Regions from separate parts of the Mus musculus genome. Here region 2 is linked to region 1. A link is a loop called in an ENCODE intact Hi-C map of the cell type or tissue named here. Cell type or tissue: heart. All regions are shown on one strand. Links, peaks and the distances in the headings refer to the core of each region. The heading gives the core; the rest is flanking DNA.

The links. Hi-C counts contacts between places; a loop is a spot of excess contacts. Peaks named below come from ENCODE experiments on the same cell type or tissue, not always from the same donor. Only the 100,000 strongest peaks of a DNase experiment are listed, where the experiment ranks them.
Region 2: a loop joins it to region 1, with 9 times the contacts of the local background. A loop is called at or near these places in 1 of 42 quality-filtered maps.

What each region holds. Positions count from the first base shown.
Region 1 is chr11:51,533,527-51,536,342 of GRCm38, forward strand. All of the region lies in intron 5 of Col23a1 (collagen, type XXIII, alpha 1), which reads left to right. Among named protein-coding and RNA genes, the nearest start is that of Phykpl, 50 kb to the right of the region's middle. In heart, for the core only: CTCF peaks have their summits at 987 and 1,198; no DNase peak of the experiment used is centred there; H3K27ac peaks cover 31 bases; H3K27me3 peaks cover 730 bases.
Region 2 is chr11:51,264,061-51,266,876 of GRCm38, forward strand. The region is part of intron 1 of Clk4 (CDC like kinase 4); the gene reads left to right. Among named protein-coding and RNA genes, the nearest start is that of Clk4, 2.4 kb to the left of the region's middle. In heart, for the core only: a CTCF peak has its summit at 1,504 (motif pointing left); a DNase peak (open chromatin) is centred at 581; H3K4me3 peaks cover 1,081 bases; H3K27ac peaks cover 688 bases.

The DNA.
Region 1 (2,816 bases), core at 18-2,517:
AAGGGGGTCAGAGCTGACGGGGCTCTGGGGTCACTGTCTCCATGCCCTTCCTGAACAGAGGCTGTCTGTCCTTCATGCCCCCAAGGGCTTGTTAATAGGACCTTACTGTTGCAATAAATGCATGGTCGTGTCTATTGTAAAACATTAGGAAAGTAGAAAAAGGCAACCAAAGGGGGAAAAGCAATCCTCCTCCTACCATCCACAGACAATAGCTCACTATTTTCATGTTCTTTTAACATTTTTATACGCAGCTTTGTTCGCATACTTCCACTATAAAAAAAAAAACCAAGCCTCTAGGAACACACTTCTCTCTCTCACTTGAAATATCATGAGACACTCCCACATCATTAAAAACTGTTACAAGATGTAATGGCTACATAGTATCTGATCACATGTATCATTTTATATAGCCAGTCTCTAAGTTATGCCATTTATATGGACAATTTTTCATCCTTACACTCAACATCCTGGGAGTAAGTAAAGGCTTATTTCTGTGATTATCTCCATACAATAAATGTCTATAAGTTGGATTGTTGCACCAAAGGGTTTGCACATGTTGAAGGCTTTTGATGTGCGTTGCCAAATTGCCCTCTGGGAGGCCGCTCTCATTTACATTCCCACCAACAGAGCACGAATGCGGCATGTTTCTCCAACTCTGTCCAACTGTGGGTATTATCATACTTTTAATTTATTTCAATATGATAAGTTTTAAATATATATCTATATGTATGTGTCTTGTTTCAATTTAGGGTGTATTTTCATTACAAGTTCTCTTTTTTGTTGCTTTTTGTTTTGTTTTTCAAGACAGGATTTCACTGTATAGCCCTGGCTGTCCTGAAACTCACACTGTAGACCAAATTAGTCTCGAACTCATAGAAGTCTTCCTGCCTCTACCTCCCTAATGTGGGAATTAAAGGCCTGGCTAGAAGTCTCAAGAAACCTGACCTGTTTGTTAAAGTTTGTGTTTGCCTGGCACCTAGTGGTGAAATTTGGAATTGCAAGTATAGAGTTTGGACCTGATTGGGGCAAAGAAACAAGTAATCATCTCGTACTCACTGATCAATCAGCAGAGAGGGTGTTCTGAGCACTGAACTTTGTGAATCAACAATGCAGGATGCAAAGGACCCACAGGCAAGGTATTTCAGAATTTAGGGGAATTGATCAGCTTGTATGTGTCAAAATGTTTCAGCATCTCATAAATAGGCTTGATATCATGCCTTGTGCTCCACACAGGGAAGGCACAAAGGCAAATCAGACCCGGTCACGGTCTTAAACAGCTGGGGATGGGAGAGAGAGACCATCTGGACACAGTGGAGTCGTCCTGAAAGTGTCTCACACATCCCTTTTTTCATCTTGAAGATGTGCCAAGCTTCTAAAGTGACAATGACTTGTCTGTCACTCAGGGCTTAATCTCATCTCCACTTCTCACCCTTTACACAAAAACACAAGACTAGGCCTTCTTTGCTTTTCTTCTTTAGACTTCTCACGTTCTTCACCCTCAGTGTGGAGCTTCCATGGCTCTCTGGCTTCCTACCTGCCTTTGGGAGGGCGTGTAAAGGGTCCTTGAATACAGGGAATGTACCAGGAAGATAACAAAGGAGGGTGCGGTGAGGGTGCTGGAGGGGGGTCCATAGGTCGGTCTGTGATTTGGAGCTAATATTCAAGAAGGACGGAATGACCTTTGAACTGAGACTTCTGTGACAAGATGCAGAGATCTGAGGGGCAGGTGAGTACTCTCCGCAGAGGAAAACAGATGAGGGTACAGGTCATGGAGTTTAGAGCAAGCTTCGTATGTCAAGAGCCATCTGAGGCAAGGATGGGAAGAAGGAGAAGGCAAGTGACAGAGATAGGGTGAAAGGAGGAAAGGTGTCGGGGGACTGGAGAGATAGTCCAGCAGTAATGGCTGCTTTTGCAAAGGACCTGGATTAAGTTCCCAGTATAAGACGGCTCACAACCCCCTATAACTCCAGTGTTAGGGCATCTTCTGGCTTCCATGGGCTCATAACATGGTGCACATAAACTCATACAGGTGCACACATGCACATAAGTAAAAAATAAATCTTAAAAAGGAGGAGGAGTGTGGTGATCGCATCCAGGGGCTACATGATGTAGGCCCTTGTAGACTGGCAGTGGGGAACAAAGATTCCCCAAGCCCCATGCTGCCCGAACCCTCACAGTGCACCCTCTAAGCCATCAGTATCCCCTGAAGCGACTTCTGGCCCACACACACGTGCATACAAATGAGAGTGAGAGATGGGGAGGGGAAGGCTTATGTAGCTCACAGTCCTGGAGGCTCAGAGTCTATGATTGGGGCAGAGCCTTGGTCCAGCTTCTCTTCCATGAGCTCTCAGCAGCAAGCATGGGGCCCGGCTCCCACCTCTATGGATCCTGCTGGGGCCCTGTTGTTCCTTGTTCTTTGCCATCTCTGTTCAACCTTACTCTGCTTAGAAATCAGCTCCATCTACACAGCATTTCCAAACCCTGCTCTGTTCTCTCAGACAGACCCCCTAGCTTCTGCTCTGTCCGTGTTCCCTGTGCACACAGTGGAGGTAGCACCTCCATCTTCCACGCCTATTGTGCAAGGGACGACATTCCATGCCGAGCAGGCACAGGCAGTATGCACAAAGGGAAAGACCAAGCCACACGGTGTGGCCCCGCGTGTTCAGAGTTAGTGAGCAGTGGGCTGGGAGAGGAGAGAGATGCAGCCCGGCCAGCTCCTGTACCTACCTTCCAGATGAGACTGGAGCTCTGCAAGTCCCTGAAGAGTTCTGGGCAGCTCTGTGTGGGTTGACCCTCTCTGAGCCAAAACTCTGAAA
Region 2 (2,816 bases), core at 296-2,795, 270 kb before region 1:
ACACGCACCCGAGGGCCTCTTGTACCCCCACTTAAATGGGAGACTGAAACTTCTAAAACGTGGTGGAGAATAATATTTCTAGTATGAGCGTATACATATGGGTTCCATTGTATCTTTTATTGAAAGGATACAGAGGATTGTAGCATGATTTTTAAGTGTTAGAGATAGTGTAATATTTTGAGGTAGCTTTTCTTTCCTGTGTATGAAAGCTCTCATGAGCTCAGAAATCTTTTACTTTGCCTCCTAAGTAAATATTTCTTTGTTGGTTGTTTGAAACAAGGTCTCGCTGTGCAGACCAGGCTGTCCTTGAAGTCTCTCAGAACTCCACCTGCCTCTGCCTCTAGGGTGGCACGTGTCACCACACCTGCCTAAAAACAAAGTATTTCCGAACTCGGCCAGAGATCAGAGGAGGGATGGGGAATGTTAGTCGGGGCCTATTGGGACAAGGACCCACTGATAGGTGGGTTTGCATATTAGTCACTTGAGAAGTTGAGATTTGTCCTGTGAGAGGTAAACTGGCTGTAGCGATGTGAAGTGGAGGGGGAGGGGGTAACTTGAAGCAAGCAACCAAGACTTGTGAAACCCTAATGGCCAGTCACAAGGATGAGTCATCAGAAGCTGTACACTGGGCTGCTGTGTTTTGAGAGTGCTTAGCCTGTAGCCCGGTGGCTTGGGATTCAGAATTTAATTCCCTCCCCTCACCCCCTCTAAAGAGAAAAAAAAAAAGCCTTAATCAAACTAAAACCTTAAATACAATTTTGATAATAGGAGGAATATGTCAGCAGAACTCCAGTGGAAATAGGAAGATGAGTGTTTCTCTAAAGCTTGAGTTTGGGCTTTTGTCTCCAGCAAGTTTGCAGTGTTGTCTGTTTTACTTCACCATATTAAAATGACTATATCGAAAGGAATGCTTGGCTTACTAACTTTTTTTTTAACCAAGGTACCTATCAAGAATTTAGGATTTGTGTGTGTGTGTGTGTGTGTGTGTGTGTGTGTGGTTTAATCCATGCTTTCTCATTTTTGACTGAGCAAGAGAAGCCACATTATCAGGAAGATGCCTGGCAGGCACAGAATTAGAAGAACGAATATGGTTTACTGAATATTTGGACAGGGGGTATGTAGGTCGGTGGTAGAGTCTCGCCTAGCAATTAGAAACCTCCTCTCCCCTCATTACGTCCTCAGTAATCAGGAAATAATAATAGTATCACACCCTGATGTTGTGATGCACACCCTTTCTGAGGAACACTTTGGAAGAGAACTGAAACTGCTTTCTTTGCAAGCCCGGTGTTTAATAGATTTGTTGGCTTATTTTTCAGCCATTTAGGCAAGCTCAAGGTGATCAACTAAATTGGTTTTGTTCCATTTGGGCCTTATTCAGCTTCTTTTTTCTTTTTTCCCTCCCAAACCATTAAACTCTGCTTAGCAGAGTTCAAAATTAAAGATTTAGCTATGGAACTGGAGACACTGCTCTTGTAATGGACCTTTAGGCTTTAGGGCATCCTATGCCCTCTTGTGGTATCCAGGGGCAACTGCACTCGTGTAGATCTTCCCCACCCTGCCCCACCCTACCCCATTCCCATTAAAAATAAATTTAATCTTTTTTTAAAAATTGACGTAGGGGAACAAAGTGGTTAAATGGGTAATGCTGCACACCTTTGATCTCTGAGACCCACATGATGAAAGGAGAGAATTAACACTGGTGTCCAACAGTCACAGATCTGTAAAAGGATAAATGTTAGATACTGAGCCTGGGAGAGATCCACAGGAGCTTGGAGATGAAGTTTGGGAATTGTTACCATTATCTGATGTCACTGGCCATGTCTCAGTTTAAGGATCGGACTAATTCTGGCATTTAGAGAAAGGAACTCTACAGAGTTTGAGGGGGGGGGAAATCTCATTAATGAAAGGCTCTTTACCTTTAAATCAATTACTTGCTTGCTTCTCTCACTTATGATTATTTGTATTAAACTTTGCCAGACTGAAGGATGTTTATGACACTGTTGGGATAGGCTATCGCTAACTATAGTTGTAGATGTTATTCTTATATTCAGATCTGGCCAGGAGATGGTGGTGCACACCTTTGATTTCCATCACTCTAGAGGCAGAGGAAGGTGGATCTTTGAGTTTGAGGCCAGCCTAGTTTACAGAGCTAGTGCCAGACCTATACCAAGAAACTTCCTGTCTCAAAGGAAAAAAAAAATCTGTGTGCATTCATGTCAGTCTTGATTTTTAACCAAATTGAGAGACCAGGAATGTAGCTCAGTTGGTAGAATTATTAACATTATAAGTGACCTAATTTTTAAAATCAGCATAAATAGAAGGAAACAAAAAATATTTTGTGTTAGGAGTGTACATATACATTCTGTCCCATGTGCAGGCCAGAGGTCAAAATGGGATATCTCCATGGGTCTCCACATTTTTCAGACAAGGACTTTCATTGAACCTGGAGCTTGCCAATTAAGCTAGACTGGGCTGGCCAGTGAATTTTAGGGATCCATATGCCCCGCCCCAGCCCTAGGTCTGGAGTTACAGGTCTGTGCTATGATGCCTGCCTTTTTATGTGGGTGTGAGTGATCTGAACTCAGGTCCTCATTGCTTGCATAGCAAGCACATTACTGAGTAATCTGTCCAGCCCTTGAGCAATTTTAATTGGCCCTTTTTAAAAAAATGTAAAAAATAGCCAGGTACATTGACAAATGCCCATTAATACCAGCACTTGGGTGGTAGAGGCAGGCAGATTTCTGAGTTTGAGGCCAGCCTTGTTTACAGAGTTGGTTCCAAGACAGTCAGGTCTAACTGAAAATCCTTTTCTCAAA